Linked DNA regions of Homo sapiens: all the other regions are linked to region 1. A link is a loop called in an ENCODE intact Hi-C map of the cell type or tissue named here. Cell type or tissue: OCI-LY7. All regions are shown on one strand. Region 1 overlaps PRDM5 (PR/SET domain 5). Region 2 has its middle 24 kb from the start of NDNF. Region 3 overlaps PRDM5 (PR/SET domain 5). Region 4 overlaps NDNF (neuron derived neurotrophic factor). Region 5 overlaps PRDM5 (PR/SET domain 5). Region 6 has its middle 55 kb from the start of PRDM5. Region 7 overlaps MAD2L1-DT (MAD2L1 divergent transcript).

Region 1 (4,000 bases):
TCTGTAAAAGAAGTTTTCTAAGCAAGGCTGCTTGTTAGAGGGAAACTCAATGCATTTTGATTGTATGCAGCTGGTGGCACATGCACTTTCAGAAAGGGGCCCATTAAGAGGAACTGTTAGATATATGGCATGCCGTACTGTGGGCTGTAGCTCTGTTCCCTCAGCTGTGTGTAATAGAAACCCATGGGGCCACACTTGCAAACCCTCCTCTAAATTTCACCCACGATTCTGTTGCGAATTTGGTTTATAGAAGCAAGTAGTCATCTTTTGGTCTCAAAGCCCATCATGCTAAACGAAGATTACTAATCTTACCTGACTCCTAGAAAAGTGGAGGACTCCGAAAATCACAGCATGGGTTTCACAGCCTCTGCCATGGTGAGGAGCACACATCAGTCTGACCTCTGATCAGTGGTCAGGACCACCACAGGCCCCTGTCTGTAGCTCTCTTTTATTCTTGGAGGATCTGTTGTGGGATTGCCATATGAAGTACAGATGTTGGCCCAGTTATACACATACCCTATCATATAAGAGTACAAGAAGCCCTTTACTCCAGACACATGTGAACAGCTTGGCTATGCTGGGGTTGGGGAGAGAAGGGCCAGGTTTTGGGAATCTACTGCTCACCAGTCTGCGTTTTTGTGGCTCACAGTGAGGCCAGTCCCTGGAGCGCTGGGTTGTCTCAAAGCAGGCATACAAGACAGTTTCTGACTTCTGAGATGGTTCAATGTTTACATGATCCATCTTCCTGATATCAAAAATAGTTCCCCTAGATAGAGAAAGACAAAACCCCTGATGCAGAAGGATAATGGCGATATTTTTAAGTTTTAGAATAGCATGAAAGCAGCTTTTAGAAAAACAAATTTAACTTTTTAGGAGAAAAATGTGAAATCTACAGAAGCAGAGAATAGGATAATGAATCCCCAAGTAGCCCCAGCCCAGTTCAACAAGTATTAATTTTTTTTTCCATTTATAACTTCCTCACTACCCTAGCCATAAAACTTGAATTTTTATATGTAAAATTAAAATTATATCTAATTCAAGGTGTAAGTGTAATTATGACGTAGACATCTTTATATAAGGTCTATTGTAGAATTTGTTCATCTAGATTATGATAAAATTGAATTATGGGCATCCTAAGATCAAAGATATTTTCATTCTAGACCAGTGCTTTTCAAAAGTGTGGCTCGCAGACCAGTGGCAGCCCACAAACTCTTTATTTCTGGTCTATGATAAATAAAGAAACCGTGAAGAAGTGTTTAGAACTCTTACAGCATTTTGGCATTGCTGTGACATTCAAGTACATGATAATTTTTCTAGTAATTCGTTTTTAATATATTTTATAAAAGCATCACTCTGCAACAGACTGGGAAAAAGTCTTTAATTACAGATAGTTTGAGAAGCACTGTCTATAGTGTTTCTGTGGTTTGCCCCCCAGGGGACGTTTGGCAATGTCGGGAGATATTTTGGGTTGTCACAACTGGGTGGAAGATGGAGTGGGGAAGGGTGTACTACTGACATCTAGTGGGTGCACAGGACAGTCCTCACACCAAAGAATTATCTGGCCCTTTTGCTGAGATCCAGAAACCTTGCTCTGGACCAGAGTGGGGAGTTTAAGTACTCTGTGCCTTGTCTAAGGAAAGTTTGGCAAATAGTTTCTTAGTACAGGCTAGAAAGTAAGTCAACAACTGACTGTCTGTAATCTTCCTCACAGTTGAGGCTCCATATTCCACAGTGGAAATTAGTGAGACATTTTGCAGAAGAGAAAGTTTGAGGGTTAAGTGAACCTGCCCCACATCTTTTAAAAATATAACACAAGCCTTTTTTGTTTACAAGTCAGTGTCATCTATGCCACAGTTTGTAATGTGTCTGACAGATCAGCCACTATGGTAGCAGCTGAGAAGATGGGAAACTAGGAATTTATAAAATTTAGTTTATGTAGAAATTTCATATTTAAGAAATTCACACCAAATCTGTGCCTCATGGATTTTTTTAAATAAAACACTATTTTGCTTTCAGCTGAACCTTTGTTTTTAACATTTTTGTTAAGGCAAACTTCTCTAAAATCAATGATATACAATTAAAGGCATTAAAATGTTCCACTTTTGCAGAAAGGTCTAAGTGTAAATTGATGATGTGGTGTTCTCAAGGTCTCTCCTTAGTGAGAGTCCCTTATGAATTTTTTAGATTTTCTTTTAAATTTAGAAATAGGAAATAATTATCTGATGAAATATGTCATTTTTGTGAGTTTTAATAGAGTAAACATTAATGGCTATAAAATAATCTAATCTAGAAAAAGTAGCCAAACAAAATTAATTTGGAACAAAAGGTATGCGTACCCTTTAAGTCCTAAAATGTCTTTCTGTGTGTGTGAGAGAGAGACAAAGACTGTCTTCCACATCTGATTCCTCTTTGATAAGCTTCTCTAAATTTTATATGAAATCCAGGTTGGTCACATGGAAATTATTTCATTAAGTGCATACACTGTGGCTTTATTACAGCTTTGAGCAAGACAAATAGAGAAAAGGTGTATCCCTAGTGCATTCACAGAAGATATAACCACAGAGGAGCTAGTGTTTCACTCGCAAGTTGAACCTTCTCCTAAGCAAACTCATGATTATATATGTTCAGAAGACCACAGGCTCTGACAGTCCTCGCCATGCTCACTAGTCTTCCTGTTTTCTTTCATTGCCTACAAGTTTCCCTTTCTCAATTTCAGTAGAGTCAGCTATCACGGTCATGAAAGAGAACTATTAAGCATCATTCTATGATTTTGTGACACCTTTACCTTGGCCTCTGACTATAAGAGAAAGAGCTCACTGATTTTATTTTCCATTTTATTTGATTGTGGTCTAATGTAAACCATAGACAGCAACCACAGGAAATCTTTGGATTATGTACCTACTGTATGTGGATCATCCACCTGTGATCCATTCTGGGATGGATCCATCCAGGGATCCGAGGTTGACCCATCCTTATCCTTGGTAGCCTGTCTGATGGGGTCATACCTCTAATCTTTTAGTCAGGAATTCTTAGCTCAACTAAAAGAAAGCTTCTAATCAATTTCTATTTCTAAAGACTTCATGTTCAGAGTCCTCCAAAGTATATCTAAAATTTAACTTTGTTTCTGTAGAACCCTCTCAGATGATGTTGAGATTTATTAATTCAGTTTATCTTATCAAAAAAATGTAACATTTGAAGATACTGTTCTTTTATATAGGTGGGCATTAACTACACAAAATACGACTTTTTATTACCTAGATTACAAGGTGCAGCACATAGAGCTGTGTAAATCCTACCTTTTGAATGAAATCTGCCAAGTATTGTTTGATTAAAGCTAGACTGATGAGACTCCTGATTAATTCTGCCTCTAATAGATTACACAGTTTAACTGACAAATACATTGCCTCCATTTAGTAATGATTCCCAAGTTGTGATGACAAAGGACAAGCTATTTGTCAGTTAAACTATGTAATCATTCAGAAACAGAATTAATCAAGAACCTAATCATTCTTTCTCTACTGAAATTCAGCTAATGAGTTAAAGTGTATAATTTATACTACATATTCCACTCAGGAAGGCTCTAGAGGCAATGAAGTTTTTTTTTTTTTTTTTCACAATGTTCAAAGAAAGGAGCAGGAACAGAAGTCAGTGCCTCTCCAATCTTATCCCCTGTACCACTCAGCCTGTTCTTCTAACTGTGTTGACCATGTTCTGATTGGTATTTCTTTGGCATGGCTTATTAGGGGTAATGAAAAGAAATTAGTAAGGGAGGGTCTATGTGAGGGTTTACTCTCTGAGAAAGAAAATGCGTTTATTTTCTTCTATTTTGGTTTATTTGGTTCTCTTAACTTTAGAGGTGAGTGGCCTATGACCTCTTGGCTCTGCCTCTAGTATAAGAGCCATTTACTAGAGCAAGAATTCTCTAAGACTTGCTTTGATGACATTCACTATAAATTGGAATCCTTTTCCATGGTAGGCATTAGAAGTTCCTTCAAGGAGC
Region 2 (4,000 bases), 380 kb before region 1:
CTATGAGCAGAAAAGCCTTTTCCATGTAGAGTAATTCACAGTTTCAACTACTTTCCATGAAGCATTTTTTCATCTGTTCTAAGTATCAGCATTTCATCGTAGGGTTAAAAAGTAGTTTTGCTGTAGAAGTAGAATGAGCCTGGGGTTTGAAGTTAGACAGCAAGTGACCATTTCTGCTTCTATTTCTGTGTGAACTTGGTTCAGTTTCTTCATCTCTTAAATGGATCAATAATAATTTCTGCTGCACACACTGTTGTGAAAATGAATGAGACAATAAAGCAACTAGTGTAGTGTCTGAGGCATTGTGTAGTGCCTGACACGTCGTAAGAGGATAGTAAATGCTAGCCATTAGTAATACTTCCAAATGGCCACATATTTCAACCACAAGACTTAATCTCATCTCAAGCTGCTTCCTTCACCCCATTATCTCACACTGGGGCTTTGTTCCTACTTTTTCCTCTAATGGTTCTTAAGAGTTTTACTTCAATTGCTTACATAGATCACAACACCATTCCCCAGTTTGTTAACCTTTTTAATATTTCATTCTCAAAAAGGTCTATTCTACCAGATTTACCTTTAGATCTGTGTTATAACTTCTATTAGTGAGAATATGTTTTTAGAGGTTAAAGATTATTCATATCTGAATTATTTTGCGGCCCATATAAGAAAAAGTACTGAAATGATAACAACGACATTTGGTAAGACTCTCTCCATCCCAGTGAAAGAGCAAGGATGATTAACTTTTTAAGCCTACAGAGAAGACATTCTAGGACCATATCACTAAACTACTGTTTTATAATTACAAAGTGGCATTTTGTCACCAGAAAGATATATGGGAATCAATGGAGGAATACTAGCTCACATGTCTAAATCCAGGAAAAAACATTAGGAAGCCCTAGAATTAGGAAGCCTCAGAGTGTGCAAAAGAGGTAAAGAGATTCCATTTAACCTTAGACTGCCCTGGTAGCCAGTTTGTTTGCTCTGGGTTGAGCCATCCATTGTCCAGGAATGTAATGGGTAAAAGAGACTCAGAAACATCCTTCCTCAACCCCAACACCCTTGCATCTGCAAACCGATTTCACATTGTTAAAGGTTCACTCAGTTTAGTCATTTTAATTTTAAACCAAAATAAATGTAAATAATGATCCAATCAATAAATTGGTCTTTTTATAAAATAAAATCAATTCTAAATCTACTTTAAAGAACCATTTGTAGAGGTTTTGGTTTTAAGTTCATGAAAAGCATGATAACAATCACAAGAACTGTGATTCCATGTTTTCAGAAGTTTATACTGCAGGCCTTCAACCTGCTTTTAGAGATAATGCAGTTAAAACTAACACTCAGCACAATCAATTAAAAATATCCAACCATGCTAACATTTTGGAATGATCCGGATGGTTAATATTTGAACGAAGCATCTGAACTGATTGGCTGTTTTGCTACTGTGTTTCAAGTTAGAGGTATCATCAGAGGCCAAGGTTTCTTTAAATTCCTCCAACAGTTCATTTTAGACTACCGATACTAATAGGTAGCCTCTTGAACTATGTGAATGAAGCAATTTTCAGTACCGCCAGGTGTTAGAAAGTGACTAGTACGTAATGGAAGCCCAGTTAATGTTGCTGCCAAAATTGATATATGAATGAATGATCTCTATTGGCCTGTATGTTTCAAAGCTTCTATACCAGATCTTAAAAAAAAAAATCCAAGTTTTAGTTTGGTTCTGGTTACAGTTACTCCAGGGCCTGTGTTATCTAGTTTGGCTCTCTACAATAAATTAGCCAATTTTTTACCAAATTTTTAGTGTATTAAACATAGGAAAGTCTTATATAGGCAGATACTTTGGTTTGTTTTACAATTTAATCATTTGATTTCTATTTTGTTCCTTGCGAGCTTAATATTTTGAACAAATTATCTCTGCTATTGTCCCTGTTATTTTCCTTTAGTGCTGATTTCATAACAAGAAAAAACTGACATTTGAAATCAAAGGTTTTTTCCTAAGTAAAATGTCCACTAGATGGAAGTATTGTTTCAAAAGAACGAGGGTGATGGCTTTAAAAAACTATTTCTAAAACTTACCCAGTGAAAGTTACATCATAAAAACTGATAGACAATTCCTTTATTACTTTCCTAATTTTTTTATTTTTATATAAATGACAGCATTTAAAATCCATGTCATTAGGAGGCTTATATTGTGAAAATTGTTGCATCTCTGTAAAGACTTAAGATGTCTCAGTGCTGAATTCTCTAAGTTTATTTTCTATATGTTTCATAGGTTTAATGACAACAAAGAAAATATCTTAGTTAAAAAACATGCCTTAAAATCAGAATCCTGGGAACTTGCTTCATGAGTCAGAAATAAAAAATTTGTAGAGGGTTAAATAAAAACCCTAAACATAAAGTGCCTAACAAAAAGATTATAAAACCCTCAAGTGTGGAAAAATACACACACATAGATTAGATGTGAGTGTCTTAAAGTTCTCAAAGAAACAGTATCATTGTGTATTCACACATTCTTGCCCAGTCTACACAACTGTATTTAAAGTGCATATTTTAATATTTGCTAATGCAAATGGCATAGTAAATTTGCAAATTACATTCCATTCTTATTTGCAGTTGCTGACCTGAATATAAAAATATCTTTATTAACTTAAATTTGTCATGGTTTGCCATTATTTTAGTATACTTAAGGCAGTACTTGAGCAATTTTTTGTTTTCTTACTATGATGTTTATGACTAATATTTTTGAAAGTATTTACTCAACCTCTTATGGCATATTATGCTTTATAATTAAATATGGCTTTGGAATTAATTATTAACATTATCTTTAAGAAATACAATTCTGAGGAAGCAAAATTTTAATGCAATATAAAAGCATTTTAGTTGGAGGCTTCAAACCTCCAACTTAATGACAAGCTTCTTCCACACATTGCCCCACAAGTGTACACTTTCAACAACTGATAAAGGGAAATCAATCAGCCCCCTCTGCAAGCTCTTTGAGGTAATAATTGGAAATATCAAAGAGTATGTATTTCATAAAGCAAGGCTGAGTCATCATGATGCCATTGAAAATACTGTAGTTCTTTTTTCTCTATAAAAGCTGTGGGACATTTTAAAATTAAATTGGAATAGCAGTAATACTTTCTTAAAGTTTTTTCTAAGCTCTCACAATTGACAAAAAAAAATCTTTTTATAAAGTTTTGAGAGTAAATGGTTTGTTTTTTTACATATTTCCTTAGTATTATTTCCTAAGTATATTAACTTAGTAAAAGTTAGCAAGTAAAGGAAGGTTTTCAAAAACTAACATAACAATTTTCTATTCCTCCTTTAAATCATTCAAAAAAAATGAAGTTTCAAACGTTGTTTTGATTTAATATTATATTATGTAGAAATACAAAGGCAGTTCACGCTTTGTAAATTGTATTTAGAAAATTGTGTACTTTGACAAGTCTAGAAGTTCATTTTCCCGTCGTAAAGCTAGACAACTAAATTGGCCTACTAAAGGACTGTGAACCAGTTTGTTATATAAATGAGAACATGTTGTTGATGTTTGACATAAACAGCAGAGGTGCAACTGAAGTCAGCCTGCTCACATAATTAAGTAGTCAATGCAAGACTACGTAAACCCTTGATTCCAGTGTTAGAATGACTGTCTGTGTGTTTCTTTGTTCACCCATCCAACTAGCCCTATATTTATTAATCAATATTTATCGAATGCCGAGTATACTTTTGGAGCAGTCAAGGTTTTCCGTGCCTTTATATTTGTGTGCTGTCAAACCTTTCTAATTTGATTCCCAAATGCTCCATTTTTTAAACATTATAAAAAATTCTTCTGTAACTTCTTTCTGCCTGCTGAAAACAAGGCCAAACTCTTTGGCCTGATATGCATGGCTTTCCTCAATAAAGCTCCAACTTATATTTTGAGATTTATTGGCTATTATTTTACATATCTTCCATTTCATTCAAATCTTATCTACTCACCATTTTCTGCACACCTTCACTT
Region 3 (4,000 bases), 53 kb before region 1:
ATTCTTAAAAATAATCGAGGATTCTGGAAAGCTTTTATTTATGTGGGTTATATCTATAACTATTTGCCATATTAGAAATTAAAGCTGTTTACCATATTAGAAAATTTAAAAATGTTTACTTGTTAATTTACTAAAAGTAACAATATTACCCATTACATGTTAGCATACATATTTTTATAGAAAATACCTGCATTTGCTAAACTAGAAATCATTTAGTGTGAAAAGAGAAGTTGTTTTACATTTCTGAAAGTCTGTGGTTTAAGAGGAGACAGCTGGATTCTCGTATCTGTTTCTTCACTCATCCTGCTGCAATATGTTCTTTTGATTGCAGAATTTGAAGAAAATCTGGCCTCACAGATATGTAGTTAGAAGGGGAAAGTATTTTAATAGTTGTTAAATAATTTTGGGTGTTATTACAGTGGATGATATTACCTTGGACATTATTACTACACTAAAACTCAAAAAGGGCTAGTGTTTTTAAAGGCTTATTGTTGTGTGGAACCTAAAATTATCTCAGTGAGCTTTGCCTATTCTGTGACAGTAAAATCAGTTGGACTGTGTTGCACTTCGAATGATCTTTTACCCATGCGTGATTCTGTAACATCATCATGTTACAGGTAACTTGGAAAATATTGGCTCACTAAGTTATGCAGATCTTTTATGTTTACTTTACTTAGAGGAAGAACGTTTTATCTTATTCAGGGGATGATATGTTAATATCATAGCTGATCTCATTAAATAGCCTAAATATTCAGAAGCCTTCAAGCACTTGGGAGCATTCTAAATTTTGTTTGACTGCTATAATTCCTATATTTCCTAACAATTCCTATCATTTCCTTTTTTCTTTATTTTTTTCAATGACAGGCTCACTTCTTTTATATGCAAAGAACAAATGTTCACAAAATGTTTAATAACCATAATTTGTCTGTCAGTCATTTTGTTTCATATAAAAATGATGTTTCATGAAAAAAACTGCCAGGTCAGCTTGCAACTCAATCACACAAGTGCTTTTCCTTGAGACAACTTTCATACATCAGCATGCGTTACAAGTGCTTTCAGCTTAATTTCCAAATATTAAAAAGATTATACACAAAGGTTAGAACTTAATAAAATTAATATGTTTTACTTTATCACAGATGTTCTCAAGTGAAACTGCCATTTATATGTACCATGATTTTGTGGCTGTGAAGGCTACAGTGACTAGTATTACAAATTGAAGTCACTAGCAGTTACCAGTTTTACTCACCATTACTTTTATACCATTAGTGTAAATGTCAACATGGTGAAAAAGACAAATAATGTAATAGTAATATTATGAAAGTAGTTTTGACCTTGCAGACGTTGTAAAGAGTCTTGGTGATTCCCAGGAGTACTCAGGCCATATTTAGGGAACAAATACTCTTGAAGGGCCCCCTGGCCAATGATAAATACCTAGGGAAAAGCAATTCATGTGAAATATGTGTTGGCTCATGTAAATAAGAGCCCGGCTGACAGAGGCCATTCTGTTTAACTGGGGCCATTTCCGTCTTGATTTCTCAGACTGGTATTGCTTCCAACTATTGCTGCAGCATTCTTCATAGTAAATTTTCAAGCTTTTGCCACTGCTGCTGCCGCCGCTGCAACGTTAATGTCCATTGGCATTGCCTTTGCTGCAAAAGTCAGTTGATGAGTAGGTCTGCCAGCTTTGACTCTACTTTTGCATAGGAACTGTTCACTGTTGGGCTGATATTATGTTTATGACTGTAAATAGGAAAACATTAAGGCTTTCTAAATTTGGGCTTACTTGTAGATATAGTCTAGAACTCAACTCCAAAACTTGCCTGCAGATAGCAAAAGATAGAAATTTGATAAAAGATCATCCTATCAGTAAGGTTTTTGCTGATATTTGAAATTTTGTAGTCAGGGTTCAGGGGACTCTGAGTTCTCATGAGATTAAATAACTTTTCCCGCCTAGAGAGTTGCCGTGATTAGTAGAAACAGGTCTCAGGGTGTTTCCTGTTATACCCTCCTCTGCCATAGGAGTCAGTCTTGCATAATGGAAAGAGCAGGGGCTTTGGGACAGCTGGCTTGAGTTCAAACCCTAGCCCCCTGCCACTAGCTAGTCATATACTTTTGAGCTAATTTCTTCATGTCTCTAAGTCCCATTTTACATTGTACATTTTTGTGAAGAATAAATGAAATCATGTATGTAAAATACTCAGTGCTAGTTCATAGTAGATGGCCAGTTCATTGTCATAAGTATAATTTCTAAAATTCTTCTATAATATCACTCCTTGTTAAGAGTACTTTTCCAAAGTTAAATGAATTGTGTTTATTAATATACCGTGGCAAGCCTTTACTGAATGACATAACCTCCTATATTATTTTCTACTTTTCTTCTTACGTTTATTTACAGGACATCATATTGAGAATTTTCATGTTCAATACCTTTCCCTTTTATTTCTTCCAGCTTTATCAAGATCTTAAATTGTTGAACGTGTTGAAATTTTCATAACTTAGTTTCGTAGATATAATCTTGGTTGACTATTGATAAGGAATTAATATCATGGTGTTTGGCATACTTAAAATCATGGAATTTTCTTAATATATTAATTTGGGGAAAATGCATTTTAGATGGCTATGTTTCTGATTAACTAAGACTTTTTTTAAAAGAAGGCTAAGCATTCTTTTTAATACATGTTTAAATGATAACTCAGTTGAAAAAATATTTTTGGTGGTATTTAAAATTCTGAACTGTGTATGTCCCACCAATTTTTTCCTTGAAATTAAATCATAGTAACCTCCAAAATACGCTTAATAAATTGTTCTCCTTGCCATATAAAACTTATCCTAGGCTTTTAATATTTACACTGCCTTATTTATTAGGCATAAATCCAAAGTATGCTTGATTCCTAAGTCTGAAGAGAGGTTGCGGGCAATAATGTTTGTTTTATAAAAAGAACATTGTTATGTCCCTTGAAAAACTGTTTATAATGGCAAAAAATTGGAAAAGATCCTACATATTTAACATTAAAAGAACTCATAATTCATGGTATATCCATAAATTGGAATATTATATAGGTAACAAAAGTGATATGGATATATACTAAATAACATGAAAAGAAATGAGAAAGATGTTACAAAAACAGAAGGATATATTTTTGTAAGAATAAAGCATTTGTATTTAAATAATTGAAAAGTTATCTACTAAATTATTAACTGCTTTTATTTCTATATGTTATAAATATGTTTGGTTTTAATTTTCTTTATGATTTTCTGTTTTCTAATTTTTATAATAATTTCTCTTGAATAATACAAATATTTAGTGTGTATATCATGATTGTGCAGGTAACTGTTATTATAAGATTTGTGCTAAAATACTTAGGTGTGAAACTTCTCTGCATCTTATTCTCAAATGGACCAGGAAGAAGTGCATATAAAAATACATGTTAAAAAAGAGAAATTATCTAATTTTTTTTTCTGAGACATAGTCTTGCTCTGTCCAGGCTGGACACAACCTTTTTGTCCAATCATATTTTAAAACAGCTGTCCATACTTTCTTGAACCTAAGCATACAATTGAACTGTTTCCCCTGCATCTGTGGATCTTCATTCTGAAGGCTCCCATGTCACGTAAAACTATGATCAAATAAATTTGTTTGCCTTTTCTCCCATTAAAAAAAAAAAAAAGAGAAATGAGAAGGAGAAAGCAAATTTGGTGAAATGTTAATAAATATTAAACCTAAGTGAGTTTATACAGTGTCCACTGTACTATTCTTCCAACATTTCCTCATGTTTGAAATTTTCATATTTAAAAATAAATAGGGGTCGGGTGCGGTGGCTCACGCCTGTAATCTCAGCACTTTGGGAGGTTGAGGTGGGCAGATCACCTGAGGTCAGGAGTTTGAGACCAGCCTGGCCAACATGGCGAAACCCCGTCTCTACTAAAAATACAAAAATTAGCCTTGGTGATGGGTGCCTGTAATCCCAGCTACTTGGGAGGCTGAGGTGGGAGAATCACT
Region 4 (4,000 bases), 330 kb before region 1:
TGGTGATAGAGGGATGGAGGAATTTGTTTTGATCATATTATCACAGGTAGGTAAAGCTGTTGGCTGCTGTTCTGAGGAAGCTACAGTGATGAGAAAGGTCACAGTGCATTAATTTATATCACGTCTTCTATTTTGAGAGCCTTGGACCTTTACATGAAAGCCCAAAAGAACTTTCTATCTACCAGATTTGCAATTGTTTGAATTGCTCAGATAATATAGCCAAATAGCAGTCTATAACTATTAAAGACAAGCTTTCTAGTGGTTGAAATAAGAGTCTGCTCTTAAAAGTCTTAATTGTTTTATGTGGTAAAACCATTTAGTGGATTTTTAAGGAAAAAAAATTAGCCAGATTTATTTCTTATCACTGTTCATACAATTTCAAAGAATAAATGTTAACTAACTGAACCAGTGGTTTAACCCAGATGGGTAAATTGACTAGTTGATCTTATGTAATTGCAGATAAATTTTGCAAAATGACAGCAGTAGAACTGCTATAGACATTCTGGGGCAAGTTGAATTTTTGTAGGGTATGTTGTGCTTTTTTGTGATGATAGAGGTAATTCTGGGTATTTAATTGATACAATGAATTACTCAAACTCCCTTTAAATTTTTACTTTGCTTACCATTGACCATTTTATAATTTACAAGCATTTCCACAGGTTTGTGGGAAAAAGATATGCCAGGTCAGTTGGACAGTTTATTTTATCTAAAAGTTCCATAGAATATGAAGTTTAAATTAATGCTAAAGAAAGGCTTAGAATTGTCTGTACATGTTCAATTATCCATCATGTGCTCCACTCCCTACTCCTTGCAGAACAATAAAAACGCTTTAAATCTATTCACTGACATTTTCTTTAAAACTGGAGGAAATGAAGGGGAGAAGCAAGTTCCCATCACCATAGTCCTAAAACATTAGAAAGAATCCCTTCTCCATATCTCTTGGGTTGTATAGTATTTACCTGCTCGCAAGAAAGTGGGCAGCAGATGTTCCATTTTTATATTTAAAAGTTTCCTCTTTGGGGACTACTACTTATTTGCCTTAACTCCAATATCAGCTGATTGAACTCATAATGTTTCCACATTTTTGATCTAAAAATATGTGTGTGTATATATTCATACACCATATAAACTAGTTATTTACTTTGGATTATCCAAACCCATCTCTACCTTTGTAAGTATAGACTATATGGTTAACCTTTGGACAATTTTATTTCCCCTGTAGGATATTGGCATTCCAAAGAAAAATCTCATATCACCAATAATCTATTTTCTAAAGATTGAGTTGTATCAAATCATTAGGTCATTTTTATTTTCTCACCTCAGTTTTAGCAGGATCTGAGGACTTGTGCCAAATGTGAAGAAGGCCTTTGACAACACAAAAATAGCAGAATTATAGATTGCATCTATATCTTTTATTCATTAGAACTTTTCAATTGAAACAAAGTCAATTTTTTCAGTATCAGAGTAACACTACCAAGTTCTTTTGGGTTGTGGATACTGTGCAACCAAGTTGATCTGCCAAGCAAAATAAAAATATTTGGAATTATCCTAGCAACTTTCAGCTTATGTTTGAACTAAAGCCTCAATTGTAGAAAGATAGCAAGATTTGTTGCTGTGCAAACACATTTCCTACATCATCCACCAGATGGCCATGAAAAAAGAAAGTGCTTAAAGTGAAACTCTGATTGATGTTATTTAATGTAAAGTTTAAATCTAGATAAGCTCTGCCTACCTAGAAGTAACAAAAAGAAATGAGAGGAAAAGTTATGCCATTAGAGGGCACTTTTGTAATCTTAGAAAAAAAGTCTGTTCTTATAAAGCAATTTAAGGCTTATGCTTAACAAGAATGAATTTTCATTTGTTTATTCTCAATGACTAATTCTTAAATTGTATATCTGAGACAGAACATTTTATTGTTAGGGAAAAATGTGTAAAATCTTAAAACCACCATTTAAATAATATTTATGTAAAGCTTCAATTTTTTATCAGTCAATATAAGTTGTAAAAATATATACAATGTATCTACACAGTCATTTTTTGATTAGCTATATTCAATGCTCCTTGTAAATACATTTTAACTTCTGCCTGTAACCTGACCAAATTGAACAAGCCATCAGTGCTCCCTAATATTTAAGTTTTTCCCCAACAGTAGTTGCATGTTATTAGATAATATTTGTAGAACCAGAATCTGACAGAGTATAAATTCCTGTGTTTGGGGTCCATACAAATTTTTAAAACTTTTTTGAAAAGTATGTTTTGCCCATAATTGGCATAGCAATTGAGATGGTTAAAACTGTTTCAGAAACAAAAAATGTGGCCTGATGGAATTTTAGTTTGGGAAATATGATGTTTTTGATAAAGCAAAAGATAAAGTTTCAGTCCATTATCTATTGGTGATTGTCTAAATAAAAATATCTACCTGAGCCAATAAAGTAGGTAAACCAGTAAAATAGTTTAATAAATAGAAGCTTAGTGTCAAAGACTATGAAAGACTTGAGATTTTAGCCCACTTGCAAGCTAATAAATTAGTCTGTCATAGTTTCATGGATGCTAGAAGAAGGCAAGATACTCCTGGGTCAGAGACAAAGGACTTTATTACTCAGAGTGACGTATTACTCAGGCAGAGTATCATTATTTTCTTCCACTGGCTCCCTGACCCCCACTTCCCACAGGATGATGCAAAGAGGGCCAGCGGGCACTGGGCCATGTTTGGATTTTATTACAAGAGAGGATCCCTGAATTTAGGGACCTAAAATCTTCTATAATCGGTGGTAGCCATGCCTGCTCTTTGCTCCAGAGGCTTTATCTGCCAAGACTGCTCACTATACAAATATCCTTGAAAAGATAATGTGGAACAAAAGCAGTCAGTACTTCTGCTCCCAAGTACTTGCAAAAGCAAACACAGAGACCCATGGAGAATTGCCTCCCAACACTTACTCTGCATAATCCTATAACTTGAATTTGTTTACTAATATTAATTTGTTAAGTAGCTGAACTGGAGAATATATAATAATCAGATTTACCATATTTTAAGCCACCTATAATAAATAGTTCATATTTTTTACATCAGATAGTATTTACTGTATGACCTTACTTATCTAAGTCTCACTTTGATCATTTTTAAAATGAGAAAAAAGAATAGTGCCTACATTATAGTGTTGTTGCTAGCATTAGATGAAATAATATATATAAAGAACTTAGAAGAATGCCTGGCATGTGGCATGTATACAACAAAATTTATTAATATTGTTTTTATCTCAGATTTTTTTTTCTTTTTTTGAGACGGAGGCTCTGTCGCCCATGCTGGAGTGCAGTGGCGTGATCTTGGCTCACTACAACCTCCGCTGCCTGGGTTCAAGCGATTCTCCTGCATCAGCCTCCCAAGTAGCTGGGATTACAGGCGCCCACCACCACACGCAGCTAATTTTTGTATTTTTAGTAGAGACGGGGTTTTGCCATGTTGGCCAGGCTGGTCTCAAACTCCTGACCTCGTGATCCACCTGCCTTGGCCTCCCAAAGTGCTGGGATTACGGGCGTGAGCCACTGCGCCCAGCCAGAATTCATTTTTTATAAGTATCTGATTTAATAGAGAGTTCTTTCCTAGGGCAGTTGAGGATGCAGGGAAAGTTCCTATCAATCGACACTATTTTTCCAACTCGGGCTGACCTAAATATCCCAGATACCCTGGGTCCTTAGGCAGCTTGTCCTGCTAAGTCATACTGTGGCACCGTGGTTGGCAGCTTTGTGGGCAAACATGGGGCCTAAGGAGGTAAGCCTTGAGTGGCTCTGAGGCAAATATGCCTGTGTATCTCGCTTTCAAGTGCTCTGATAGCATGTTTGCTAAATTTCTAACAAGTACAGAAAGCGAAATTCTAGCTATTTCTAAAGAGATTTTCTTCTTTATTTGGCCTCGTCTGTTCTCACAAGGCAAGTTTTGGGGATGGTACTACAAAGAGAAATAAACTTGTAGAATTGCATGTGGCATGTCTATGGTATTTCT
Region 5 (4,000 bases), 91 kb before region 1:
AAAATGGGATAGTTAATAGGTGTAAAAATATAGTTATAATGAATACGATCTATTATTTGATAGCACAACAGGGTGACTATAGTCAACATAACTTATTGTATATTTAAAAATAAAAGAATAGAATTGGAATGTTTCTAACACAAATGATAGATGCTTGAGGTGATAGGTACCCCAATTACCCTGATGTGATTATTACACATTGCATGCCTATATTGAAACATCACATGTACCCGAAAAATACATAACACCTATTATGTACCCATAATAATAAAAATTATGAAAAGGTATATAAGCTTCTGCATTCTCTTGGGAGCTTGGGTCTTTATTCTGAAGGCTCCCCTATATACATGTTAATTAATTTGTATGTCTTTTCTCTAATTAAAAATAATTAAAAAGATTTAAAATATAACTTACTCTTTAAGTTTAATGAATATATCTACAACACTGAATTGTTTAGAATTCTAAATTATGAAGATGAACTTACATATCACCTCGAAACACTATTTGTTTTTCCTCTTAATAGTCTCATTTAAATCATCATGGTATTTTATTTCTATTTTAGGAGATCCTAAGAAAAAGCTTATATGTTCAGTGTGCAATAAAAAGTGTTCTTCAGCATCAAGCCTACAGGAACATAGAAAGGTCAGTAAGATAAAAATTCATCACAGTTTAATATCTATCTTTAATAATTTTAATATGTTTTATAGTAAGTATAAAAGTTACCAAGTTATTTTGATGTGAAAAGATAATCTGAAAAATCAATGGCAATTATTAACTCTAACAACATTAGCAACTATTTAATATAATTTGTAATAAAATAGAATTAATGGAGTTTTAATTTTTGCTCTTGTTATGACAAGGTCCAATATATTCATACTATATTTTATTATTATAACAAAGATGTAAATGATCATTGTTAATTTCACATATTGTTTCTTTTAGCATAGCTATGAGCATGAGATATTTTCTTTACAAAAGAGAAGGAGATGGTATTCGTGAAAATAAAATTTTACTTTTGTTATGGTTTGTAAAATGAATTTTTGTTTCTGTTTATATATAGATGTATTACAAAGTAATTTGACAGGACTTAAAATTTATATGATTTTTAATCCAGTAGCTCCAACCATGTGCTGTGGGTTTAACTTATAACATGTGAGGCAGCTAAATTATTGTGTTGATATGTCTGAGGTTATATCTTGTATGTTTAGTGATTTTGATACTTAAGGAGAAATAATAGGACAAGCACCAGACCAGGAATCAGGGTAGTGGGTTTCTTTTTCTATCACTAACCTTCCATGTAACATTAGGCCTTTCTTCTCCCATTTATAAAATGGGACACTGAATTGATCAGTATTCTCTTGTTTGTTTGTTCTCTATGTACCATGAAACTACTTTTTTTTTTTGGTTTTCAGTTTTCAAGTGGCAGTCTTATTAGATTGTTTAGAGATATGGAATGCTTTATGAATTTGTGTGTCCTCCTTGTGCAGAGGCCATGCTAATCTTCTTTGTTACATTCCAATTTCGGTGCTGCTAAAATGAGCACTGAGATTACTTTTAAAGGAAAAATTTTATGCAGAATGCCAATCCAGAGGACCCTTTTATAGGTCTTTTTTCCTCCTTCCCCCTCACCCTTATGGCTTCTGAAGCAGAACCCTTATGGCTGAAGCAGTTCATCTTCTGCAGAGACAAAACAATTAAGTCTACTGGAATAGATCTCTTCTAAGCATCCTCTTTTATAATTCTATGATTTATTTTTCTGACCCATTTAAATCTTAGAGGTTGAAATTTAAGCTATTTTACCAAATAGAGCAATGGTTCCCAACCTTCTTGGTACTAGGGACCGTTTTCCTGGAAGACAAGTTTTCCAAGGACCAGGGGGTGGGGGAGGAGGTTTTAGGATGATTCAAGCACATTACATTTATTGTGTACTTTATTTCTATTATTATTACATTAAAATGTATAATGAAATATTTATAAAACTCACCATAATATAGAATCAGTGAGAGCCCTGAGCCTGTTCTCTTGTAGCTAGACAGTCCCATCTGGGGGTGATGGGAGACAGTGACAGATCATCAGGCATCAGACACTCCTATGTGATGGTAATGGAATACAGAAACTATAACTCATGCCTCCTGAGTGGTCTTTGCAGAATGTTAATAAGTTGCTAGCTCAATGCAGCCCTTCCTCCATTTCAGCCATAGTCCTTCACTATTCAGCCTTTCCGAATCCATAGTCAACTTTTATTGACTCCAATTGGAACTTTTCCTATAGTTGAGAATGTCTAATGTCTAATAGAGTTAGGTTGCAGTATTTCACCTTGCCAGTAGATGATGCTATATGACAATGCCAAATTATACTATAGTCTAGTATCTTAAATTACTATTTATTATCTCCTATAATGATAAGGTATATTATGATTCTTCTTGAAAATAATTTGGGAGTTCAAATTTTAAAATATTACCCTCCAAATTAATTTGGTACACTGTAAATTTTATAAAATCTCATAAAAATATACTTTATTTAGCATTTGGCATAATTAAATAGTATTACTTGTCATTTTCACTTTAAATATGATCTTTTTATTAAGCATTTTTTTGTTTTTTTTAAAAGTATTTTTTTATTATACTTTAAGTTCTAGGGAACATGTGCACAACGTGCAGGTTTGTTACATAGGTATACATGGGCCATGTTGTTGTGCTGCACCCATTGACTTGTCATTTACATTAGGTATATCTCCTAATGCTATCCCTCCCCCCTCCCCTCACCCCACGACAGGCCCTGGTGTGTGATGTTCCCCACCCTGTGTCCAAGTGTTCTCATTTTTCAGTTCCCACCTATGAGTGAGAACATGCAGTGTTTGGCTTTTTGTCCTTGCGATAATGAGAGGTGACAGTGTGCTGGCAGCCCTCGCAGCCTTCGCTCCATCTTGATGCCTCCTCGGCCCTTGGCGCCCGCTCTGGCCATGCTTGAGGAGCCTTTCAGCCCACTGCTGCACTGTGGGAGCCCCCTTCTGGGCTGGACAAGGCCGGAGCCGGCTCCCTCAGCTTGCCAGGAGGTGTGGAGGGAGAGGGCCAGGCGGGAACCGGGGCTGCCTGCGGCGCTTGCGGGCCAGCGTGAGTTCCAGGTGGGCGTGGGCTAGGTGGGCCCCTCACTTGAAGCAGCCGGCCAGCCCGCAAACCCTGGGCAGTGAGGGACTTAGCACCTGGGCCAGCAGCTGCTGTGCTCAATTTCTCACAGGGCCTTAGCTACCTCCCTGTAGGGGAGGGCACGGGACCTGCAGCCCACCGTGCCTGAGCCTCCCCATTGCCGTGGGCTCCTGTGCAGCCCGAGCCTCTCAGGAGGAGTGCCTCCCCCTGCTCCATGGTGCCTGGTCCCATCGACCACCCAAGGGCTGAGGAGTGTGGGCACACAGCGCGGGACTGGCAGGCAGCTCCACCTGTGACCCCAGTGTAGGATCCACTGGGTGAAGCCAGCTGGGCTCCTGAGTCTGGTGGGGACTTGGAGAACCTTTATGTCTAGCTAAGGGATTGTAAATACACCAATTGGTACTCTGTATCTAGTTCAAGGTTTATAAACACACCAATCAGCACCCTGTGTCTAGCTCAGGGTTTGTGAATGCACCAATCAACACTCTGTATCTAGCTAATGGGGACGTGGAGAACTTTTGTGTCCACACTCTGTATCTAGCTAATCTAGTGGGGAGGTGGAGAACTGTTGTCTCTAGCTCAGGGATTGTGAATGCACCAATCAGCACCCTGTCAAAACGGACCAATCAGCTCTCTGTAAAATGGACCAATCAGCAGGATGTGGGTAGGGCCAGATAAGAGAATAAAAGCAGGCTGCCCCAGCCAGCAGTGGCAACCCGCTCAGGTCCCCTTCCACACTGTGGAAGCTTTGTTCTTTTGCTCTTTGCAATAAGTCTTGCTGCTGCTCACTCTTTGGGTCCACACTGCCTTTATGAGCTGTAACACTCACTGCAAAGGTCTGCAGCTTCTCTCCT
Region 6 (4,000 bases), 260 kb before region 1:
TTTCTGAATTTACTCTAGTTTCCAACTCACAAAGCAGAGGGGGAAAAGGAACTCATGGTCATCCTGTAAATGAAACCCCAGAGCTCAGGATGTAGGAAGGATTGTTGAAGTAATGAATATGCAAAACACTAATATTTCAAGATAAAACAATGAAATTGAATTAAGAATGATACCCTGAGGACCTGCCACATGTGGTATTCTGCTGTGCGCTGTAACAGAACTAGAAATTTGCTATTGGGGTGTGGGGATTCAATACACCTATTAATCCCAAAGCATGCCAAAATCAAATCTCACCTCACACATAAAGGTAGCAAAAGATTGGTAGTATCACAGGTTTGGAATAGGAATAGAAACAATAGGCTAAAAATGGAACAGTTGTCTAATCTGGGACCACTCAGGTTAAAGACATTAATGAGTCCATTTCCTAATGGATTATAGGTAGGAGTGAGTGGATCGTGGACAGCATTGAACTGGGAGACCTACTTCAAAGGGCATCTAGGAAAATTTATAAAATATCTTTACTCCTTTACCTCTGAAATATTATAAGTTAAATTTGATTAAAAACAATGAGCAATAATATCAAACTTAGAAGAAAAATAGACCTCCAAAAGAGGTGTCTCAGAAGCGCAGCACTCCATCTAAGAATGGTGGGAGAAATGGAGAAAGCTTTGTTATTTGAGGGGCTTTAACATGTCAATCACATGGACATCAGTCCCTGAAGTCTTTTGTTAACACCAACTGCTCTCCTCACTTACTTTCCTCCTCCTTAATGTCCTCCTGGTTTCTATAGCAGCATCACTTTCCTTTTCTAGTGAAGAATACATGACCCTAGGCTTTTGCTCCAATTTATCAAACCTTCAGCACCGAGCCCTCTGAGGTAAATCTTCAACCTCTCATGGACTACCATAGAAAGAAACTTGACCTTCCAGGGCAAGTCCATTGTTACTACTCTAAGAAATAGGCTAGAGTCTTTGCTGCAGTACTTTTCAGGACAGTTTCATGTTCTGCATAAAAGTCAAAACAGTATTTCATTCTTGTGTATTTCTAAGAAATGGCTAGAATTTGGATGCTAACAATGAACATGTAAAAACTAGCATTGTGCTTTAAGTATGGATGCCAGAAGCTATAATTTCTCTAGAGGGACCAGATTTTAGTATCAAGTAACTAGCATTTACTTTTATGGTTGCCTTTTGGATAGCACCTTATGTGAAAGAAGAGCAGAGAACTAGAAAATTCACATCAAAATAGATAAATTTTGAAATGATTTAAGAATTCAATTCTGGGGCCAGGCGCGATGGCTCACGCCTGTAATCCTAACACTTCGGGAGGCCAAGGTGGGTGGATCACGAGGTCAGGAGTTCGAGACCAGCCTGGCCAACATGGCGAAACCCTGTCTCTACTAAAAATACAAAAAAAAAATTAGCCGGGCATGGTGGCACATGTCTGTAGTCCCAGCTACTCGGGAGGCTGAGGCAGGAGAATCGCTTGAACCTGGGAGGCAGAGGTTGCGGTGAGCCGAGATCACGCCACTGCACTCCAGCCTGGGTGACAGAGAGAGACTCTGTCTCAGAGAAAAAAAACAAAAAACAAAAAAAAAAAAACCTTCAATTCTGGAAAGGATTTTGTTTGTTTGTTTTAACTTTGATTTTCTCAAAAGGGTTTCCACAGAATAGGATCTTCTACCAGCTGTATCTGTAGAAAAGGAGATGTGGTGCATTTTTTTTTTTTAACACTAAGGACAGTTTTTTTTTTTTTTTTTCCCATAAGTTATCAGGGTACTGGTGGTATTTGGTTACATGAGTAGTGGTGATTTGTGAGATTTTGGTGCACCCATCATCCAAGCAGTATACACTGCATCCTATTTGTAATCTTTTATCTCTCTCCCCCTCCCACCCTTCCCCGCAAGTCTCCAATGTCCATTGTATCATTCTTATGCCTTTGCATCCTCATAGCTTAGCTCCCACATATCAGTGAGAATATACGATGTTTGGTTTTCCATTCCTGGGTTACTTCACTTAGAATAATAGTCTCCAACTCCATCCAGGTCACTGCAAACGCCATTAATTAATTTAAGGACAGTTTTTTAAAAGAGAAAACAAACAAACGAAAACCTTTGGTTGCACTAGTTTGATCATCCTCGCTGTGAAAGGTTTGCAGAAGCTAAGCAAATTAGCTCCAGTTTCCTAGCCCAAAGCTATCTCTCCTTTGGAAATCCTGAGATACTCAGTCATTGCAAAGCTCTGTTCTGCTCAGCCTGGTACCAGAACATTCTTCACGTTAGATCTGCCCCAGGACTTTGGGGAAGTACTGTTGTCTCTGAGGAGGAAGAAGGACAGGACTTCACCTAGAACCTTCCAGATGTAAGCTTCTCACAAAGGCTACACACTCAGATGCCTGTAGGGGGAGTAAAGTACATAAATGTGAGAAGCAGGCCCATGTCTTAAGAGTATGAGCAAGCTGCTCAGATTGCAAAGTAAGTTGGGAGAAAGAAAGCACTCCAGGTGGAGGTGAGGAGCAGTGTGAGCAAAGATCCTGGGGCAGGAAAAATGTTGAACAAATTGAAGGTGGTGAAAGAAGGCCCATGTGTCCTAGAGCAGAGGGTAGCTAAAGATTTTCTTTTGTGGTACAATGGCAGAGTAAGTAATCGCAAAAGAGATTGAATGGCTTAAAGAGCCTGAGATATTTATTAGAAAGTTTGCTGACCCCCTCACCTAGAGAATGAAGAGGCAATAACCAGAGAAATGGTTTGTGAAATGTAACCTGAATCATGCAGGACCTTGAAAATGGGAGTTAAAGTATTTTGATTTTATGTTTTGGGCCATAGATAACCACTGAAGGGTTTTAAACTGGGAGTGCCATAACAAGGTAAATGTCTTTTAAAAGAGCATTCTGGCTTCTATGTACAAAACAGACAAGACAGAGACATAAATGGAAGTTAGGAGACCCGTTAGGAGGATATGATGGTATTGCAAAGAGATGATGGTAGTTTGGGCTTCAGTGACTTCAGTGAAATCTAGTTTAAGAAGTGTTAAGGAGATAGTGTTTAGGATACTAAAATTAGAAAAAAATGGAATAGGAGTTTCTTGAGGCCTCTACTATTCCATAATGTTTTAATGTTAAACTTATGCATTGATAGCTTTACTATTTGTGTTCATTATTATTATTTTAAACTTATAATTTATGATATATCAGTTATAATTGCCAAAGTTTAAAATCGTGACTACTGGGCAAATATATAATGATCATACATAAACATACTATTTAACTCACTAATAAATGAAGAACCAGTAAAATGTTATTGATTCAAAGAATACTTATGATATGTATCTGTATATAATCTATTTATGTATCTATCATCTCTCTCTCTATCCGTCATCTATCTGTCTATGTATTCATCTATTTGTAATTTTTTTAACATTAGGATAAAATTGTTAGATTAGATATTAAACTGGTTAATGTCTTACAAGGTGATTAGCTTTGGGGTTATCCACTCTACTAGATAAAAACTATCCACATCTCTAATATACAAAATCTGTAAGTTAACCTTCGCTCCTACAGAGTTGTAATGTGCTCCAAACAAACAAATATCAAGCCCACTGCTGCACTGAAAGAACACCCAATAATCTCTTTTGCCCATTTCAACTTTCACGTAATTTTTCTGTTAGGTACATTATGCTGTCCCATAAGTATAATAAAGGGGATTGCTCATTTCAGCATAATCTAGATTTATAATCATTTTATTTCTGTTCTGATATCTGTCATATACAGATCCAAGTGAGGGATAAACAGAAGAAGGCTTGGGCATAAGAACAGTATCAGGTGGAAAGCGAGTTTTACATATAATAATGGTTAGAACACTCCTTTCGGATTTTAAGTGTATGTTTTCCATTTCTGGGATATTCACTAAAAATTTATTTTAAATCCAAAAGTTTAAGTACTTAAACTCAAATTTGTGGTGGGAAAAATACTCTTATTCTTAAAATGGAGAGCAAAATTAATG
Region 7 (4,000 bases), 560 kb after region 1:
GAAATAATTAAAGAAATCTAGAGTCTGTAACTGCATGTTCTACATTGGTGACCACATAAACTCACAGCATACTTTTTGTTGTTGTTTTGTTTTGTTTTTTTTCTCTTTTTTTTGATTTTATAACTTGATATATTTTTATTTAATTTTCAATATGAGATTGTATGGTACCTTGTCCTCTCCTAAGGCACACATTCTTGATTTTTATTCCCTCTATTTTTTATTTGCTCAAGATACTGACAACAGACATGAAGTAAAACTGGATAAGTCACTGAGTTAGAGAGGGTGAGAAGAAAAGGAGATAGGGAAGTCATGATAGGCTCCTCCCACTTTTGAGACTAGATGGTTCTATTCCTTTCTTTGAACATCATAATTAAATTACAGAATTAAAAAATCAACAAATTAAAGCCTTATGTTTTTACATATTAATCCTTATTAATCCTTAATAATCTTTAATAATTATTTCACCAAAAGCATGATTGAATGATAAAATCTCTCTATATAAATAGCTTCTCAGAGTATTTCTTAAATTTCTTAAGTAGAGGTGCTGTATTAAAGATCCAGTTAAGGCAAATAAATGTTGTTTCTATGCTTCCCCCAAATCTTTACTTTGATCTTATTGAATAAAGTGAGAATAGTTATTACGTTAATACTATCAAACTACTCTGAGGAAGAAACAGGATATTATAAAATTCTGTTTCTTTTAAATGAGTTGTTAATTTCAATCAGCTAATAATATTTATTAGGTTTGAAAAAATAGATTAAAAGAAAGGGTGAACATATCAAATTTAAAAGTTACAAATAGTTAAAAACTAATATAGCCTAATTGCATATAATAAGAAATGAAGTAAAGATTTTTACTAATAAAAAAATGACATTTTAAGATATTATGAGTAAACATTTGTTCATTTCATATTTTAAAAGAAAAGGAAAACTGTTGATTACTTGATTGGGAAAAGGAAAATAACAATATTCAAGAAGGAGGATGTTATTATGAATCAAGGCTTTCAATGCCAAAAAGTCTTTCTGAACAACAATAATTTTCTCAAGTTAAGTTTTAGAAGTATTGCTTTATTCTTGCTTTTCTTCTATAATTTTCAACAGTATCTCACGCATGTCTCTTTCATAATTGTATACAATTGGTAGGGTACTAAAATATAACAAAGACAAGAGACAGCTTAGAAAAAGGAGAAATTGAATACTTTTTATTGCTTTTTGTGATTATTTTTCATAAATTTTGCAGAGAAGATATAGCCAAAAAGCATCTTGGAGCATGTCCTGACCTTGGAGGAACTTTTTCTTCTGGAATATTTCCCGTTTGTGTTTGTTTTCTCCCCCTATGTAGTCTTTTACTTTTCTAGAATAATTGCGATGAATTACAAACATAAAATTCAGAGAATTTTTTAAAAGATAAATACTTATTCAACAATTTCATGTTTCATTTAACTATACAGATCTGAATATTTGTGTGATATTCTCTTGGATTTTCATGACATCTGCTTAGTTTTAAGGTATGCGTTACCTTACATTTTCTTCAAACTGGAGTTTTATTTGAGGCACTAGTGCCATCTGCTGGACACAGATAAAATTAAAGACTTGTGAACGCAGTTTCACATGTGAAAAGTCCAACCAAGCATAGCCCTTGTTCCTTAAAACTTAACCTTTATGAAACACTTGCTATTCTTTTCAATGTACTCAGAAACATAGGTTCAGACTTGTTTCCGTTGGTCATCCCAGGAAACTTAATGAAAAGTCTTTTAGGACTATTTGCCATCACAAATACAGTTTAAAACTACATTCAACATTCAACAAAATTTGCACTGAGCATTCTGGGTACACAAAAATGAAGACGATTCAGAAGCCAACTTCAAGATGCTTGTAATCCCATAGGTTGATAGGTTGAAAAAAGTAATTACAATTGTGAAATTAAAATGCTACAATCTACCTCATTCAAACAACATGTGAAAATTGCTGTAAAGATATACTTATTCCTAAAATAACAAATATAATAGCTCTGGGAGAGATTTCAGACGACTGCCTACTTTTGCAATTGAGAAAAATGAGACTAAAGTGTTCATGTCTTATTCAAATCATATTGTTAGTTAGTGTCAAAGTTGAAACCAGAAGCTAGATCAACTAATGCTCTTTTCATGGTTTCCCTTTCTGCCCAATCATTTCTTATCAATTATTTAACATATAACAAAGTGAAGGTAAAATATTCAATTTTAATAAAAGCTTAAACATTTGATATGTCATAAAGATCATATTGAAAGCATAAAAAAGCAAAAGAAAGACCATTTCAAAATCTTCTCACATTTTTAATTTATACGCTTGTTTTGTTGCTCATTGGTTTAATATGTGTCTTTTGCCACAAGATTTTAAGATTGCACAACAGAGCTTAGCAGAAGGCTTGGCATTTCACAACAGGTACATGATGAATGAACGAATGAATGAATGAATGAATTCTAGACTCATTTATATTTTCTTAACCTAGTGAGAAAGGAAGGACTAAATTAAGCATGACAGATTGCTGAAAAAAAAGGAAAATCGATGCAAATGAATGGAATGAATAACACTTTGTAGGTTAATAAAAATGTTTAGAGCTGCTTGCTCTTACTTCTTTCAGGTACATATTGAAATCCCTGTGGATAACTTAGCTATATCTGAATTATTTGATAACTAAATATCAAAGGATTAACACTGTCTAAATGTTGACTTGATCAACATAAAAGATATTCCCTACTTTTCTATCTTTAAGACAAATAAATATTAATTTGGATAAGACACTGAATTCTAGGGATAGAGAGAGGAGCCCCAGATAGAAAAAAATGTATTGACCCTGCCATAAAATTGACTATTGCTAGTGCTAAGAACTGTTATAATTGCAAATCATGTATTAATTTATTTAACCCTCAAAACACAGCTCGAGATATATTATTGTTAATTCCATTTTGGAGAAGGAAACACCGTAGCATAAGAAGTGTAATAACCTGCCCAATATTACAGAACTAGGCGTGGAGAAGCTGATCTACACAAACAGGCAGTGGGCATCAAAGCCTAAGCTCTTAACCTCTATGTGAGTTGTTCTTAAGGTGTGTTCCAAGGGCCTGATTCTCTAATGCACGGAACCTATCAACCATGTGTCTATTTTCATAACAAACTAAAGCTGAAACAATGAACCAAAAAACAGATGATTTCAAAGGAAAATATAAAGCATTTGCCTATATGGATAAGCCCAAGAGGGCACATACTGTCAGAGTAGAGACTAAACTGCCTTAAAACACCTACCACCAATATGTCTTATCACGTTTACATTTTATCTAATTTACATTTTTTCCAGGGGGTGCCTGAGATATTTTCAGGGGGTCTGCAAACTCAAAACCATATTCATCATAATATTCAGAAGTTATTTTCTTTTTACATTTTCCTTCTTTCACAAATACATAGTGGAGTTTTTCCAAAGGCTATGTGATGAACTGGATACAGAAATAGGTACGAGGATCCAGCTATATTCTGTTAAGCAAAATACTGAAGAGAGTTGAAAAAAAAAAGTGCCACTTTCCTCACAAGTATTTTAAGAAAATGTATTTATTTATTTATGATTTTTTTGAGACAGGGTCTCAATCTGTCACCCAGGCTGGAGTGCAGTGGTATGATCTTGGCTCGCTGCAACCTCCACCTCCCAGGTTCAAGTGATTCTCCTGCCTCAGCCTCTTGAGTAGCTGGGATTACAGGCACCCGTCACCACACCTGACTAAATTTTTGTATTTTTAGTAGAGACGGGTTTCACCATGTTGGCCAGATTGGTCTCTAACTCCTGACCTCAAGTGATCTGCCCTGCCTCAGCCTCTCAAAAATGCTGTGATTACAGGTGTGAGCCATTGTGCCCAGACTAAGAAAATGTTTAATTTTGATGAAATTATGCACTCATGTTAACATATAATGAGTTTATTACTGTTGATTTAAATTAATTATTATTTTAAATATATAAAATACTCTAAAT

Evidence for each region. A loop is a pair of places that touch in the nucleus more often than their neighbours do. Peaks named below come from ENCODE experiments on the same cell type or tissue, not always from the same donor. Only the 100,000 strongest peaks of a DNase experiment are listed, where the experiment ranks them.
Region 2: a loop joins it to region 1, with 13 times the contacts of the local background. A loop is called at or near these places in 63 of 110 quality-filtered maps.
Region 3: it touches region 1 in a loop (4-fold over the local background); 3 of 110 quality-filtered maps call a loop at or near these places.
Region 4: it touches region 1 in a loop (4-fold over the local background); 10 of 110 quality-filtered maps call a loop at or near these places.
Region 5: a loop joins it to region 1, with 10 times the contacts of the local background. A loop is called at or near these places in 2 of 110 quality-filtered maps.
Region 6: it touches region 1 in a loop (10-fold over the local background); 13 of 110 quality-filtered maps call a loop at or near these places.
Region 7: a loop joins it to region 1, with 8 times the contacts of the local background. A loop is called at or near these places in 20 of 110 quality-filtered maps.

What each region holds. Positions count from the first base shown.
Region 1 is chr4:120,716,675-120,720,674 of GRCh38, reverse strand. The region is part of intron 14 of PRDM5 (PR/SET domain 5); the gene reads left to right. Among named protein-coding and RNA genes, the nearest start is that of PRDM5, 200 kb to the left of the region's middle. RefSeq lists an enhancer at 202-251. In OCI-LY7, a CTCF peak has its summit at 1,503 (motif pointing left); DNase peaks (open chromatin) are centred at 104 and 1,494; H3K4me3 peaks cover 1,028 bases; H3K27ac peaks cover 1,398 bases.
Region 2 is chr4:121,094,858-121,098,857 of GRCh38, reverse strand. No RefSeq gene overlaps it. Among named protein-coding and RNA genes, the nearest start is that of NDNF, 24 kb to the right of the region's middle. In OCI-LY7, a CTCF peak has its summit at 2,032 (motif pointing right); a DNase peak (open chromatin) is centred at 2,017.
Region 3 is chr4:120,770,133-120,774,132 of GRCh38, reverse strand. All of the region lies in intron 13 of PRDM5 (PR/SET domain 5), which reads left to right. Among named protein-coding and RNA genes, the nearest start is that of PRDM5, 150 kb to the left of the region's middle. In OCI-LY7, a CTCF peak has its summit at 1,980; a DNase peak (open chromatin) is centred at 292; H3K4me3 peaks cover 282 bases; H3K27ac peaks cover 1,734 bases.
Region 4 is chr4:121,048,113-121,052,112 of GRCh38, reverse strand. The region is part of intron 1 of NDNF (neuron derived neurotrophic factor); the gene reads left to right. Among named protein-coding and RNA genes, the nearest start is that of NDNF-AS1, 21 kb to the left of the region's middle. In OCI-LY7, CTCF peaks have their summits at 1,431 and 1,638 (motif pointing right); no DNase peak of the experiment used is centred here.
Region 5 is chr4:120,808,012-120,812,011 of GRCh38, reverse strand. PRDM5 (PR/SET domain 5) reads left to right here. Exons shown (of 16, transcript NM_018699.4): 8 at 563-642. It also overlaps the pseudogene RNU6-550P. Among named protein-coding and RNA genes, the nearest start is that of PRDM5, 110 kb to the left of the region's middle. In OCI-LY7, a CTCF peak has its summit at 2,317 (motif pointing right); no DNase peak of the experiment used is centred here.
Region 6 is chr4:120,976,166-120,980,165 of GRCh38, reverse strand. No RefSeq gene overlaps it. Among named protein-coding and RNA genes, the nearest start is that of PRDM5, 55 kb to the right of the region's middle. In OCI-LY7, CTCF peaks have their summits at 2,184 and 2,386; a DNase peak (open chromatin) is centred at 2,395.
Region 7 is chr4:120,153,883-120,157,882 of GRCh38, reverse strand. The region is part of intron 3 of MAD2L1-DT (MAD2L1 divergent transcript); the gene reads right to left. Among named protein-coding and RNA genes, the nearest start is that of MAD2L1-DT, 89 kb to the right of the region's middle. In OCI-LY7, CTCF peaks have their summits at 1,353 and 1,555 (motif pointing left); a DNase peak (open chromatin) is centred at 1,572.